Linked DNA regions of Homo sapiens: regions 1 and 3 are each linked to region 2. The links are chromatin loops, found by intact Hi-C in ENCODE. Cell type or tissue: Caco-2. All regions are shown on one strand.

What was found. Peaks named below come from ENCODE experiments on the same cell type or tissue, not always from the same donor. Only the 100,000 strongest peaks of a DNase experiment are listed, where the experiment ranks them.
Region 1: a loop joins it to region 2, with 8 times the contacts of the local background. A loop is called at or near these places in 13 of 110 quality-filtered maps.
Region 3: a loop joins it to region 2, with 8 times the contacts of the local background. A loop is called at or near these places in 13 of 110 quality-filtered maps.

What each region holds. Positions count from the first base shown.
Region 1 is chr6:104,322,861-104,327,860 of GRCh38, forward strand. No RefSeq gene overlaps it. Among named protein-coding and RNA genes, the nearest start is that of HACE1, 530 kb to the right of the region's middle. In Caco-2, a CTCF peak has its summit at 2,922 (motif pointing left); no DNase peak of the experiment used is centred here.
Region 2 is chr6:104,524,043-104,529,042 of GRCh38, forward strand. LOC105377918 (a long non-coding RNA gene) reads right to left here and starts at 3,430. Exons shown (of 5, transcript XR_001744272.2): 1 at 3,232-3,430. In Caco-2, CTCF peaks have their summits at 1,881 (motif pointing left) and 2,081; a DNase peak (open chromatin) is centred at 1,839; H3K4me3 peaks cover 586 bases.
Region 3 is chr6:104,332,630-104,337,629 of GRCh38, forward strand. It overlaps LOC102724443 (a long non-coding RNA gene), which reads right to left. Exons shown (of 3, transcript XR_942829.2): 3 at 3,889-5,000. Among named protein-coding and RNA genes, the nearest start is that of HACE1, 520 kb to the right of the region's middle. In Caco-2, no CTCF peak of the experiment used is centred here; no DNase peak of the experiment used is centred here.

The DNA.
Region 1 (5,000 bases), 200 kb before region 2:
CCAGATAGATTTTCTTTCTCTGGCTTCCAGACAAAATTCACTTATTATAATTATCTTCTGAGCTGGCAGTGACCACCATCTAAAACTTTATAAATGATCCAGTGAAACCCCGTTGAGCTGTCACTTATATCAAGCTGGGCAGGCAACTCTCTCCCTCACCACTGCAGCTCCAATGCACTCACGGAGGGAAGTACACATGTGATACATAACCACAGTGGGAAGGGAACTGCGGTAGAAACCAGCATATTGCAAAGCACACATGAAATTCCCCTTTGGCATATTTTATGAAACCTAAGTTGACATTTTCAAGCCCAGAGGAGGAGAGTTTTGCACCAAATACTGTGTAAAGAACAACTGGGAAGTTACCCACATAAGTGCTATTTGCAATCTATAATTTAATTATTCTGATGTATTATTAGCCATCTGCAATTCATGTCAACTTAAATACTTGTATTGAAAACCCTCTGACATCTACAATGCCATCTGAAATAATTTTTTCAGTGTTTCCAATAACATTTGTTCATTCATTCTGCCTAAATTTATCCATGTTTCCCTTTAACTCTTCTTTATTCTCTCTTTTAAAACCCTTATTAATGAAGAGGGATTTGATAGTACGCCTAGCCAAAGTAAAAAGTGTATATTTTTCCAACATGGTAGTTTTATGACATTAATTTTATATGTAGAATAATATGGGACATCTTGAGTTTATTTATACACATAATTTTTATATTCAGGCCATTGAAAATGAGCAAATTTTATATACTTCTTTCAAACCATGTATCAACTGTACATAAACTGCCTTATAAAATTAAGTTACTGAAATCAAGGCTTTACATAAAAACAAGGAGATCATGTCCTTTGCAGGAACATGGATGGAGCTGGAGGCCATTATCCTTAGCAAACTAACATAGGAACAGAAAAACAAATACTGAATGTTCTCATTGATAAGTGGGAGCTAAATGGTGAGAACACATGGACACAAAAAGGAGAACAACAAACACCAGGGTATACTTGAGGGTAAAGAACGGGAGGAGGGAGAGGATCAGAAAAAATAACTATTGAATACTAAGCTTAGTGCCCAGGTGATGAAATAATTTGTACACCAAACCCCTGTGACACAGTTTATCTATATAACAAACCTGCTCATATACCCCTAAACCTCAGAGTTTAGAAAAAAGAAATCAAGGCTTTAAATACTTCTGTCCTAATTTAGCTCTTACCTACATAGTTTTAAATTAAACAGGAAAAAGGTATAATATACATTTACTTTTCACAAATTGATATCAAATACATCTTTCGAATCTCATATGGTGCTTTCTAGACCATAGATCAGGAAACCTAATCTCAGTTGGGTTAAGTGACTTATTCAAGGTCTCACACAGCTAGTAGCTGGAGGATCCTGGATCTATCCTAGTGTATCTTAGCTATCGTCCGTAACTTATGCTTTTTCTCACCCTCCCCCCTGCCACCCCAAAGTGTGCTGCATCAACACTGGTTTGCCAACTATTCTTCAGATACATTAAGACAGACAAATCAAACACCCTGCCTATACATACATACACTGTCTTCTGGATTTTCTAACTGATGAGCCAGTAGCTGAAACTGACATACAGATCTTACAGTGTAGATATCTGTATTACGCAATGAAGGACAGAGGTAGAGAGAAGTGGGGAAAACAAAAAAAGCATCAGAGAGACCTGTATTCCTGACATCACAAACCTCAAGTCCTCAGGTGGAGGTTATAAAGGCAGGACCCAAATGCCTGTCAGCTGCAACACATACAGCAACCCAACTGTGCAGGCTGGAAAACAGCAGTGTCACAGTAGACACTGCAGTGAGAGGCAGCCCAGTAGAGCACACTGCACCAGACCAGCGGCTCTCAGCAGGTCTCTGAGTAGCATGGAATATCATCCTACGCCAATGAAAGATCATGGACATTGGCTTTGTGGTTGTAGTGAGGGGATGCCATACTAGGAGGCAGATAACAGTTTATGCGACAAGGAAAGCAGTGAGAACCGCATGATTTTCAGTGGATGCCAGCACGGAGGACTGGCCATGCTCCTGGCCCAAATATATGAATGTCCATGTCAGAGACACCACATGCACAAATACCAGAACCAGATATCCTCCCTGCCATCCAGAGGCTGTTTCTACATCCAGAACTAATTCCAGGGAGAAAGAAGGGAGACGAAATTCTGAATTAATATGCGGATAATGAACATGTTTCTTTTTGGCCATCAGGCAAAATAGAGGTACAAAATAGAGAATACAGTTGTTATAAATGAATAAAGTTTCAGCAGGTACCTTTGAGTACATGACCTGAAGCTTTATAACGTCTACACAAGATGAGTAGTAGTAGTTAATTTCTTTTTAGAAAAAAAAGAAGAGGGCATTTGTCCTCTGAATTTTAAATTAAAGATATTCCATTTCAAATATAAAGAATAAAAATTCTTGCTTCTTAAAGCAGCAATAATCCTTTAAGATCATTTTGCAAAATGCACTATTTCCATATCCCTTAACCAAAATCATAATTTCTTGTTTGAGGAGACATCTAGGTTTCTAACCAACTTTCTTCTATTTACCAGGTTTTAGGACATACCTCATTTCAGACTTGTAAGGCATGTGAAACTTTGTTTCGCAATGTTTCCAAAAAGAAGATCAATATCCTGATGTTGGGATGTGAGAACAGAGAGAGAGATTTGCCACTCCAATATTGCAACATGCCTCCCCCAGCCTTACAAAATAATATGTTTTAAAACTCCATAAGTGGAGATGGTGGGTTGGAAAAATATAACTCATCCATAGATAATATAATACAAAATATGACAGCGAAGCATAAGTCACGGTTCTTTACTTTTTCCTGCCAAAGTAAACTTTATAGATATTTTTATCAAAACAAAAATTGGAGTCAACCCGTGATTGCCATCTTGTGGAGAAGTCCAGCACTACCGTGTCAAAATATGTCCCTGAGGTATTGAAAAACGCCTCTGGAGATTCTTCAGGCACTCCTTCCATTATTTAATAATCTTTGCCGCAAATAAGCTCTGCCTTATAGCTGACCTAAATCCCTCGGGTTATCTCCTGTAGATAAGGGGAGAGCTGCCACCATTTATTGAGCTGTAATGCTTTGCATACTCAGTCAAGTTATCAAACCATGCCGGTGACTTTACTTCTCCAGGTTAAAAAGTTTCATATTATCTGACATTTCCACCTTACTACTGTGTTCCAGCTCTTGAGTTTCCAAACTGTTTAAAACTTGCTCTGCCTGTGTTTTATTTTTTTGGTCACAACTCTGTCTACTCCACTTTGTGAGGCATTTGACTCATTTCTGTGTTATTTGGGGAACACCCCTGAGACCTTCTGCGGGGGCAGTACTGGGTCTGAGGGTTTGGCAGCTTCGATCATCCCTGAAGGCATGCAGAGAGTCCTGTGGGGAGCCCTTACACCTTACACTCCAGCACCTCTGGGCAGTTGCCAAGGGAACCAAATCACGACATGGACATTCCAGAATTACACACATGCAATTAAATCTACCGAATAAGTTCACCAAACAAATATATAATGAAATAATTTTTAAAATTCCAAAACATTGGGCAACTTCCCTTTTTTTTGATCACTCCATTCTGTAATCTTGACTTTGCATTTTAGGAAAGAGTTGTGAAAGATGCTCTTTCTCCCTAACCCACATCCTCTACCACTGGTCATTCAGCAAATCCTATCAGCTCTACTTTCAAAATGAGTCAACTATGACCATTTCTCACCACTCTGACTACCCAGATCGAAGTTCAAGCCAACACCATCTCCTGTTTGGATTTTTGCAGTAGCCTTCTAGCTGATGTCCCTGGTTCTACTCATGCCTCCTGCAGTCTATTCTCAATACACAAGCTGGAGTGACCCTGCTGAGGCACAAGGCAAATCCTATTACTCCCTCCCTTGCTTAAAACCCTCCCACAGCTCCTGTCACTCAGAATAAATGCAACAGCCTTTGCTACGACTGATAAGGCCTTCAGAAAATTGACTCCCATTCTCTCTCTACCTCATCTCCTACACTCTTTCCCAAAGTCACTCTGCCCTCACCATACTGGCCTCCCTGCTGCTCCTCTCACACATCAAACAAACCTGCTCCGGCCTCAGGGCCTTTGCTCTTACTGCTCTCTCTGCATGGAAAAGCCTTTCCCACAATATCCTCATGACTTGCTCCTGCATGGTCTTCAGGTCCTTTCTCAAAAGTAATCTTCTCAGTAAGGCCTTCCTGGAAATCCTACCTAAAATACCATTTCTTCTCTCGTTTAATACCTTGTTTGCTGTATTTTTACTCCTTAGCATTTACATTCTACTAGCAAATATTTTGCTTCTTTTTCCTGTTTATTGTTCTTACAGTTTTTTATTGCTACCATAACAAATTACCACAAACTTAGCTGCTGAAAACAACACAAATCTATCAACTCACAGTTCTGTAGGTCAGAAGTCCAGCGGTCTTTGTTGCTTCTTTTGCTCCAATTCTCAGAAGGCTGAAAGCAAAGTGTCAGGCTGCAGGGCTTTTATCAAGAGTCTCTAGGAAGAATCCACATCCAAACTCATTTCAGTTGTTGGCCAAATTCAGTTCCATGTGATTATAAGACTCAGGCCTCCATCTCCTTTTTGCTTGTCAGTCAAAGTCTTTCTCAACTTCTAAAGGCTGCCTATATTCCTTGGCTCATGGCCGCCTTCAAAGCCATCAAGGGAAAGTCTAGCCTTTCTCAGGCTTTGAATCTCTTTGACTTCCCCTTTTGCCTCATCTCTCCTGCTTTCCTCTTCTGCTGCATCTCTTTGACTCCAGCTGAAGAAATTTCTCTGATTCTCAGGGCTCAAGTGGTTAGATTGGGCCCACCTGGGTAATTCAGGCCCCTCCCTCTATTTTGAAGTTCTTAAGCTTAACTACATCTGCAAAGTCCCTTCACAGCAGTACATAGATTCGTGTCTGATTGAATAGCCAGGAGATAGGAATCTTGGGTACCATT
Region 2 (5,000 bases):
TTCAATCCAAGAAAACAAAAACAAAAAATAGGAAGCAAAATGAGTGATATTTTATATGTTACCTGGCTCAACAATGATTAGCATTTGCATGATCCTCAGAACATAGACGATCAAAGAGTGATTAAGCTGAAAGTGAAATGTAACTAAATTTAAAGGTTTCAGCAGGAAGTATTCATGTGTATGGTTAGGGATTATGGTTATAAGATTTAGCAAATAAAAATACAGGGCACCCACTTAAATGTGAATTTCAAATAGTTAATAATTTGGGAGGTTCCAAGTATTTTATAGATAGTAGTAGAGGGATGAAAACACCTATATCCTCATATTCCATAGTAGAGAATCAAAACTAAAAAAATCAGTAAATAGCATTATAAGTCCAATAAGCAAATAGCAACATATTTGAAATGGGTTGCCTCTGACGAGCAAGAAATTATGACAAGGGGGATTCAGGTGGTATTGTTTATTATACCAATTATATGTTTTTAACAATTTTGTTCTTTCCATGCACATAGAATCCGATCAAAATACAAACTAAATTATTTAATAACTGAAGCAAATATGACAAAATGTTATAATTTGAAAAAGCAGCATACATAGATGTTTATTGTTTTATTCTCAATTTTTTTTCTTGGAAATAATCAGAGCTATCTAAGGAAATTTCGACAAATATTTAAAGACTAATGTTTTGCAAGGTTTCCATATTATTAAACTATTTGGGATTATCGTGATGAAAATTACGGAATAATTTGCAGTCATGTCTTTTTATTTACTTATTCATTCCACATATATTTATTGTTTACCTATGATGTTGGAGAAGCAGACAAGGTTACAGCAAATCAGTTTGCTAGCCACAAAACAGCAAGTATAGACAGATCAACAATGGAAAATTTCACTCCATTCAAGGCAGCTCACGACATGACAAGTCACTCCTCCCTTCCCCAGAGGTCCTACAGACTCATATATTCTTGAGTACAGAAGTGGCACAGGAACTCCTTGAGGGTAGTAACCCACTTCCATTATCTTTAAGGAATCCTTCCTAGTCTGACACAGCCTCTAAAACAGTATCTGAAGAGGAGCTCATGAAATTTGTTAAAGGAGTAGATGAAATTAATCAATGAGTAAATGATTGAATAAACTATATTTTAGAGGCTGTGACAGTTTTCCTTACTGAAAATGATTTTTAAAGTTCATCTAAAAGGCTACTGAATTAACCTTGATGTAATTACTATTTAAGTAATTTTATTAAATAATTTTATTTACCATTTAAATAATTGTATTATGTACTTTTAAATGCCACAGAGGTTTTATGATCGTTTAAATAATTGTATTATATACTTTTAAATACTGCAGAGGTTTTATGACACTGGAATGGAAGAGGAAACAGGGGACCCAGAGGATACCTTAAAGAAACAAACTACAGGACGTGATGGTACAATAGGGGAGAGGAAGAGAGAAAAATCAAAGATGTAGCACAGAAAACACTCAGCTCTGGAACCTGGAAAACAGGCGGTCCCGCTAAGAAAAACGGAAATGTAAAAGAACAGCCAGTTTTGAAGGAAGGCGAGAATTCATTTTTGTGTATATTAATTTATCTATCGTACCTAGGGCCCAGCGACAGTCATGCCGGAAGCATCTCAAATTTTTAAAAATGTAAATGTGAAAAGCAGACAAGCAGTTCCTGCATTTTGTCATCGCAAATATCATCGATTTGATTTCATGAAAGTCTCTTTTACACAACTCTATTTGAGTTTCTGCCTCCGTGAGTTCATTTATCAGGCTCAGCCATCACTTTCAGGAGTCATGGGGGACTGCAGCCCCGCCCTTAGTAAACCGGGTAAGTCCGGGCTCGGCTCGCCTATGCAGGAGTGCCATCTAGTGGTCAGAGAATGTCACTTCAAGCTAGACTACAGGAGGAATAAACAGAAGGGGACCTCAGGAGGAATAAATAGAAGGGGACCTCAGGGACATTCTGCTTTTGTTTCCAATTTCCAGGCGTGCTGTGACTGAAAAAAAGGAAAAACATTCCATTCATTGCCTAGATATGACTTTATGATAGCACGTCCAGTTACAGTGCCAAAAAGTGAAATCCAACGTCTGCTTTTAACGTATTCTTAAATGAGACTGATGTGGTCTAAAGGAGAAAACAGTAAAATCAGCATCGCTTTTTATTTTGAAGTTGTTTATATTTGGCAAAGAATGTGTTTGTGGCCATAGACACCATTTGGCTATCTTCAAATCAAGGCAAAGGTTTACAAATAACGAATTTGTAAATGTCTCACGTATGAATGGGCCCCTTTTCTTTAAAGTCACGCCCTTCATACGGTCTTATGCATACACCTGATTCTCTCTGAAAAAAGCAGCCGTTTTGCTGCCTGATGCCCAAAGTCATCCCTTTGTCTCAAAACGTCCAGAACACTTTGTCAAACCTTTAGAGCTATTTATGTTTGTGTCTTATCTCCCTCGCTAGGCTTTCAGCTTCTTGGGGCAGAGTCCATTTCTGAATCATGCATTAAAAGCTCCAAACAGCTGATTACCAGTGTTTCTAACACCAGGGAATCAAAGCCTCCTTTCAGAACTCAATACCAGCTGTGGATTTCCTCACCAGAAAATACGCACTGTGCACACAACATGCAAAATTTTGCTCGCACTCTCGGGAACTTCAGTAGCCCCTGGAAGCCCATTAACATGCTGTTCAGGTTCAGAAACCTGATCCAAAATAAACTTCTGGAACATAGCCTATTCATAAGTTGAAGTATCCTGTATGGGAAAAACAGGCACGTGTGGAGATACAGAGTAAAGCCTATAAAACTTGACTTCCCCTACATTGTCAACTATTCACCAGAAAAAAGAAAAAAAAATCTATTTCTGCTGATTGAAGCCGAAAAAGGCACAGCTCAAACCTGTGGAAATGAATACAATGTGAAAATGCACCATCCAAAGAGCCAGACATGCCCAAGACCCCTTCCCGTGCAAGGATACTAAGGAAGGCCTGCTACTCCCCCCAGCCCCACCCTTCAGGGCACTCTGGTGTCCTAGTTATCTGACCTAAGTTTAAAAAGAAAAAAATCTTTCCCCCTGTACTTGGCAATATTCAAATTTTTCCAAGGTGCGCTTGCTTACACACTCTCTCTCTTTCTCTCTCTCTTTCTTTCTTTCTCTCTCTCTCTCTCACACACACACACACACAATTAGATGAGGGAAATGTCCAAAGCACAAAAATAGATTTCTTACCCTAAATCTGATCTGGCCATGGGTTGATTTGGATGGCAAAACTGAGATCTTTTGTTTCTACCTTAAGCCTCCCCCAAATCCCCTTCTCAGACTCAGAGCACGGATAACCTATCCCCAGTTTTGGAGCCCTCCTTCCTTCCAAGAAAAGAATGAGACCAGAAAACTCAGTGACATCTGAATCACATGCACAAGAGCTCATTTCGATTGATGGGCCCTCCCGGGGGAAGTTAGGAGAGCTATGTTGGCACTTCCCTCAATCCGTGTCAGGATGTCGATAAAACCACAGACCCCTCACTACCCGCTCTGCACAACGCTTCCTCCTTTTCTCATGGAAGTAGAAGTGTCTTCTCTCCACAGGACATTTTGATTTTCCACAGTGTTTTTCAATAGGCTTTTAAAGTATATATCTATCTTCACAGCAGGGTTCAAATACAAACATTTCATCAGAAGTTAGGCAAATAAAGTTTGGAGAGTTTACAGGAAGAGCATAGCTCCAACCCTCACTCATCAGTTCTGGCACGTCGCAGAGAGAGAAGATACTTAGTGAACACAAAAGTCGGAGTTCTGAGCCTCATTGTGGTTCTCAAATAACTGAGGCTGTGTTATAGGAGAGATGGTACAACCTTGGGCAAGAACACTCCAGAGGAAATTCAATTTCCACATCCGATAGGGGGCGAGGTTGGGCCACATCAGTGTCAGCTCTGACACTGTTAAGCGGATGGTCATCTCAGAAACAAATAAAGCAAAGGGAGGTTATGCAGGAGGCAAGGGGAGAGTTGGTGGTCAGCAGATGAGAGCTGGAGAGGGTCAGACACAAACAGGTAAACCAGAGTATAGACCGGGGCGCTCCTAATATCACCTGGAGCAGGGATGGTTGTCAGGATCATCTCTGGCCAGCATGACACTGGTGTGACATCTTGAAACAACATCCAACCAATCCAAGCAGGCACAGTCCCAAATGCGGGATGCACTGCCAAGGCTCAGCCCAGAAAGGAATGACCAGCTGGAACGATCACAAAGAAAACCATGTGTAAGCAATGGGAATTTCTCCAGCCTTAATGTTAACATGGGGCTGTATGCTGACTTGGTAAGACAGGACTTCTCAGTCTCAGGACTATTAACACCTTAGGTTCAAAAATTCTTTGTAGTGGGGGGCTTACCAGTCCATTTTAGGATTCTTAACAACACCCCTGGCCTCTACCCATTAGATGCCTTTTACGCTCCTGTCATCCCCAGTTGTGACAACCAAAGCATATTCCAACATTGCCGAATGATCCTGGGGCAAAATTACCCCTGTTGAGAACCACTGTTCTCAGAGCATGTTTCATGGCCACCAGGTGGACTGAAATAATGCTCTGGCTTTTCATAGCGTCTTTCCCTGTGCTCCCTCCTTGACTGTTTGCGTACCCCCCTGTTCTCTTGGCTCTGCCCTCAATTTGCTCTCTGTCCTACACTTTGGCCTTGCCATTTCTAGCCATCATTTACCCCTAGCTTCATCTTTATCTAGGATTTAAGGAACTATGGGCAAGCTTTAGATCAATGCCTTCTCACCTGAGGCTCAAACACTTCCCCCAAAGCCCCCTGGCCAGGATACAGCCTCTCCTTCTCTAGAGCACAACACTGTCTCCTGAGACCTGAGCCACAGAACAGGGAATCTGATGAGCACCAGTTGAAACACAGGTATCTGGGAGTCAAAGGAAGGGGCAAAGCTGTTTTATGCTTATTCCTAGGGGTCCTAGAAGCTGAGAAAACTCTCATTCCTCTTCCTA
Region 3 (5,000 bases), 190 kb before region 2:
TTTGATCTTCCCCTGCCATGAGAAACAGTCTTCAGAAAAGAGAGGATAATTAGTTAATTCTTATCCTATCTTTATGACAAAGTTATAATGTTCTCTCTAAGTAATAATTTATCTTACAGGACTTCTTCGATTTAAAGGAGAATATTTCAGTAATATTTCTAAGTCTAACAAAACTATAATTCCTGAAAAAAAGATAAGAAGTTGCCTTTATGTTTTATATGGATCAAATTAATAAATACTGCCTAAAGTTGAAGGTCTCTCAACACCTAACATTGAGTATTATGCCAGTCTTTGGAAGAAAAAATAGTGAATAAGGTATTTTCTCCACCCTACTGTACTTAAATTTGACTAAAACTGCAAAGCAATATGTTTTTAAATATTTCCAAAAATCTATTAACTGGTTATTTAAGTAAATATTTGTTTAGACTCAAGTGTAGTATCAAAGGCAGAAAGTGAGTCCTATGTAAGAAATTAAAAACTTCAAAGCAGTAACTTTTTTTCAGTGTTCCTGATACTGTAGCCCAGCTGCAAGGGATTTTGTGCCTGTTTCCGCCCAAAAATATAAGTAAGGCCAAGTGATCAATGTTGCACGTGACATATTTCACTGGGCCTTTCTTTCCAGGCTGATAAGCAGTAGAAGTAGAAGTGAGAAGACAAAAAATGAGGTAGATGGTGGTAAAATTACACTTAAAAAAGAGTATTTTTTACCCTAGGGCTCACCCATTACTGCCTGACATGTAGCATCCTAATCACCACCCCACCCCATGCCCACCCCCAATTATTTTGAGCAGTCCCCAGGAAAAGTTGCATAGGTTTAGAATTGAGCCTTCATGACCACCACAGGTATCTGTCTTTTCCTCCTCCCCTGCCCCCACTCTCTTTAGTGGCATCTGTGTCTATGGTCTATGTGGCCCAGCCTGGTGCCTGACATCCCTGGCACAGAAGACACTGTGCAGCACCAAAGCCTTATAAGGTGCTAGGCCAACAATTGGCCTGAATCTCTTATGAGCTGATTTGCCCCAAGGCTTATGTCAACTGCTGCTGCATCATGTAATCTCTTGACAATCAGAGCTCTGACTTCTATGCCAAGAGTGATGTTTTATGGAACTCCCAAAGGTACCAAGCACATCTCTCACAGATGGTAGTGCCTCCAATGCTTGTTCTGCTGGGCCTGGAAGCTGGCTGCTACCCTAACCTAGTCTTGTCCACATGGGAACTGTGTCCTTTCTGGGAGGCTGAACCATGAATATGCCACAGCTGTGCTGTTTTCTGGAATGCCTGGATACACCAAACCATGCTGGGTTCTGTCCAAAGATACAAAAATATCCACTTCCCCTATGTGTGGTGCTGTGTTATATCCATACCAAAACAGAGCTGTTTCATGTTTCTAATATTTTACTTGCAAGAAAGTAGTAAGGAAAGTCACAAAGCTGACTGACATTACATTAACCCTCACCACTGAGCATTGAACGTTGTTTTTAGAGCACATCTGAAGCACTGACTCTTTACTGGGAAGTAGCTTTTTCCCAATGCAAGTTGATTCCTAGAGACTCATATGCCAGAACGCAATGTCTGAAACCCTGTGGGAAATGTAGCTTAAGCTTCATTAGCAAGGACTGGAAGCTCCCTGGCCCACCTTAAATTCAACATTTAAAAAATTAAAAACACACTGAACATATCCTACTTACTGTACATGTGCAGAAAAATACTAAAAAACTGTGAAGGGCTTATAAGAAACCAACTAGAAAAGAAAATATGTCAACTAAACAAAAAGAGCACAAAGGAAAACTTTAGAACAAAGTCTCAAGGTAGAAAGAATGGAATCCTGGGATCCTTGAAACCACGTATGTTTAAGCCAATGATATCCTCATAAAATACCTCCCTCCCTCAATCTCTCTCTCTGTCTCTCTCACACATACACACACACCCACGCACACACACGGCTACACACACGTACACACACACACGGCTACATTCCCATAACACCATTTCTAAGTGTGCCTGGTATTTATTTCATTATTTTTTTTTCTTTTTCATTAAAGTCATTCCTTTTGTTCTTCCAATGATAAGGAAAATCAGCTATGGGTTACCCCATTTTATGCCCTCTCCTATTTCTCATACAACAACATCTTTCACTTGATTAGTCTCCTTGTAAGGTACAGATACTCTATTAAACTGTTAGGAAATCAAATACAAAATGCTTTAAAGTAACCTTCAAAGTCATAAAACAATCACAACAAAGAAATTAAAATTTAACATATCGAAAAATTCCACATATGCTTAATCACTGAAACTGAGGAAAGAAGCTGATTATTTTTGTCATCTGGAGAGGTGGGGAGCTGGCAATGTAAAAATTCTCCTGCTAAAAGAATAACTGATTATAAAGTAATTGCGTTTTTAAAGGACACAGATGTAAATAGAATGTGTTGTTTGTGTATGTTTCTTTGGCCTAGCTATCTGTTTTCCCATGATACCTACGCAAAAGTAAAGTCTAAAGAGCTTGTGCACACCTCCCCTTTCTTTCTCTAAAAACGTCTGCCTCCATTTTGTCGTTTAAATCAGCCGTGCATTTTGCTACACAAGATGATCCAAGCACAACTAAAAGGCTGAGCATTCAGTGACCTGAGATCTGTGCCCTCTTTTCACAATGTGTAACACAGTTCCTTCTGATAATTGTCACCAGAAGGAATTCATATTAAAACCTTAAGCTTGCTCCAAAATTCACTCGGTAAAAGCCTGTAATTTGTGCAACCTGATGTATCCAACTGTCAGGAACTGATATATTAGCCTCACCTGCTCCTGACACAGAGGCCCACTCGCCTATTCTGCTGTTTTTGTCGCTTGCTTTAATGATTAGGATTGTTTCCATCATCTTCTTCCACTCTTTGCTTCAAACATCCTACTTCTGTCATTTACCTAAAAGCTGAATACCAACAAGAAAATCTGGTTCGTGCTGGACTTAAGCTTTCTTTGGGGTTTTCACTACCAAAACTGATCTTTCTCGTTTTTCTCATTCTGCCTTCCATTTTGTTAATCTTACCACCTCAGTTATATCACATTTTCAAACAAAGCTTAGTGATCACATGTATAAAATTGATACCAAAAGGTAAATACGCAGACAAAGCAATCCCAGGGGGTCCTGACAGCAGAGGACTCGGGAGCTCAAGGCTAATTTCTTTCCAACTGGGACAGTGACCTCTCCTCACTATGGAAATCTGAACCAAGACCATGCGTTCAAGTCCACTCCCAATTACCAACCAGTGACCAAACTAACATTTTTCATACAGCAATTTACTGTCATGAACCTTTGCCAAAGGCCAGACTAAAAAAAGACCAAAGGAAAAAAAAAAGCCAAACTGAGAACGTTCTCAGTGTTGTTTATACTTGGTCTGTTTAGCCATCAGTAATGGATGTATTGTTGCAGAGGAACCAAGGAATAAAGCTTCAAGAAGGGCAGGAGGGAAGAAAGGAGAATGGCAGATAAAGGAAGAAAAATTGTACTTTTAACCAGCCTGTGTTCCACTGCCTGAAGAAAGAAAAAAGTCAGAGAGCTCTCCTTAAAAAAAGAAAGAAAGAAAATGAAATGATTACTGGAGACAGGACTGAAAATAAAACTAAATTGTAAAAATCAAATCAATGTTTAAAAAGAATCAAACTCAGTTACTTGATCCTTAAAATTTTAAATCAGTGCAAAAGCTATAATTCCCTTTTCATAAACATATTCCAGCAGATTTTTCATTCATTTCCAACTGCAGAAATTTTTACTCACTTGCTCACATACTTTCACACTCAATACTTTCACAATCCTGACACAAGTACCATTAATTTCTAATAAAAATTAATTTATACATAAAAACATTTATACATATTTGTTAATTAACTGTCACAAAATATGATACAAAAGTGGTTCAACAAACAAAATATTACATTGGCTCTTAAAACTTTTTCACATTTAAATTTTAAAACACTATTGAAGGCTGTGCTCTCTCAACAGAAAACATAACTGGAGATATTCTGCGATGGGCCTGGCAACAGAGGGAAGGACTCTGAGTTTCCTTCTTGAAGAGATTAATTCTCCTCACACAGAAATAACTGTAGTATCTAAATGTCACTCAATGGTATATAAGCTTCACTGGCCCATAAAAATAGCACTTTCCTATGAATGAAAAACAGGATTAAGATCAAGGAATAAAGGCCATATTTTTAGAAGTTGGAGATAAATTATTTAAAAATATGTGAGCTGAATATGGTGAGCTAAAATATAAGGAAAGGTACCCATCTATTCTCTGCTTGGAATATGTATGTGTTTTATTACGCATTATATACTTGGTAATATATTATAAAATATTAATTCAACATCTACACTTTTAGCTACTCAGAATGTAGTGAAAATTAGATACATCTTTGATATAATCTAAATTTTTTTCTGATTCTTCGGTCTAGCTACAATCTTTCTAACAAAGAAGGTTAGGAATTTAATAAATAGTCTTGAGACTTATGAGAAATGAATGAAATAAAAAGGAGTTTAGATTATGTAAAATGTCCTTGATCACATGCTGATCGATCAAGAGTTAGGGCAGCCCTGCCTGATGAAAGACAAAGCTTTTGAAGCCAGACCTTGGTGTGAGTTCTCTGCTCCTACCACTTACAGCTGTGTGGCAAGAACAAGGCAAGTATCCTTTCCAATACTGGTTTTCCTCATCTGCAAAACTGGAATAATAATTCATACCTTGCAGGATGTTTTAGGAATTAAAGATAACATGTCAAGTGGCCAGCATGATGCCTGGAACCAAGGTGGATCCTTAAAAAATAATAAAGGATAGTTCCTCCTCCTTCTCCTCCTCCTCCTGCTGCTGCTGCTGCTGTCCTCCTTCTCCTCCTTCTTCTGAGATACTTTTTGTTCCACACAAGTAAAGCCCATTTCTGATTGCCTGACTTAGTTGGTAAAATGTAAAATTAGACAGACGAATGTCGCTTTTCTTACCTCTTGGAAGAACAAA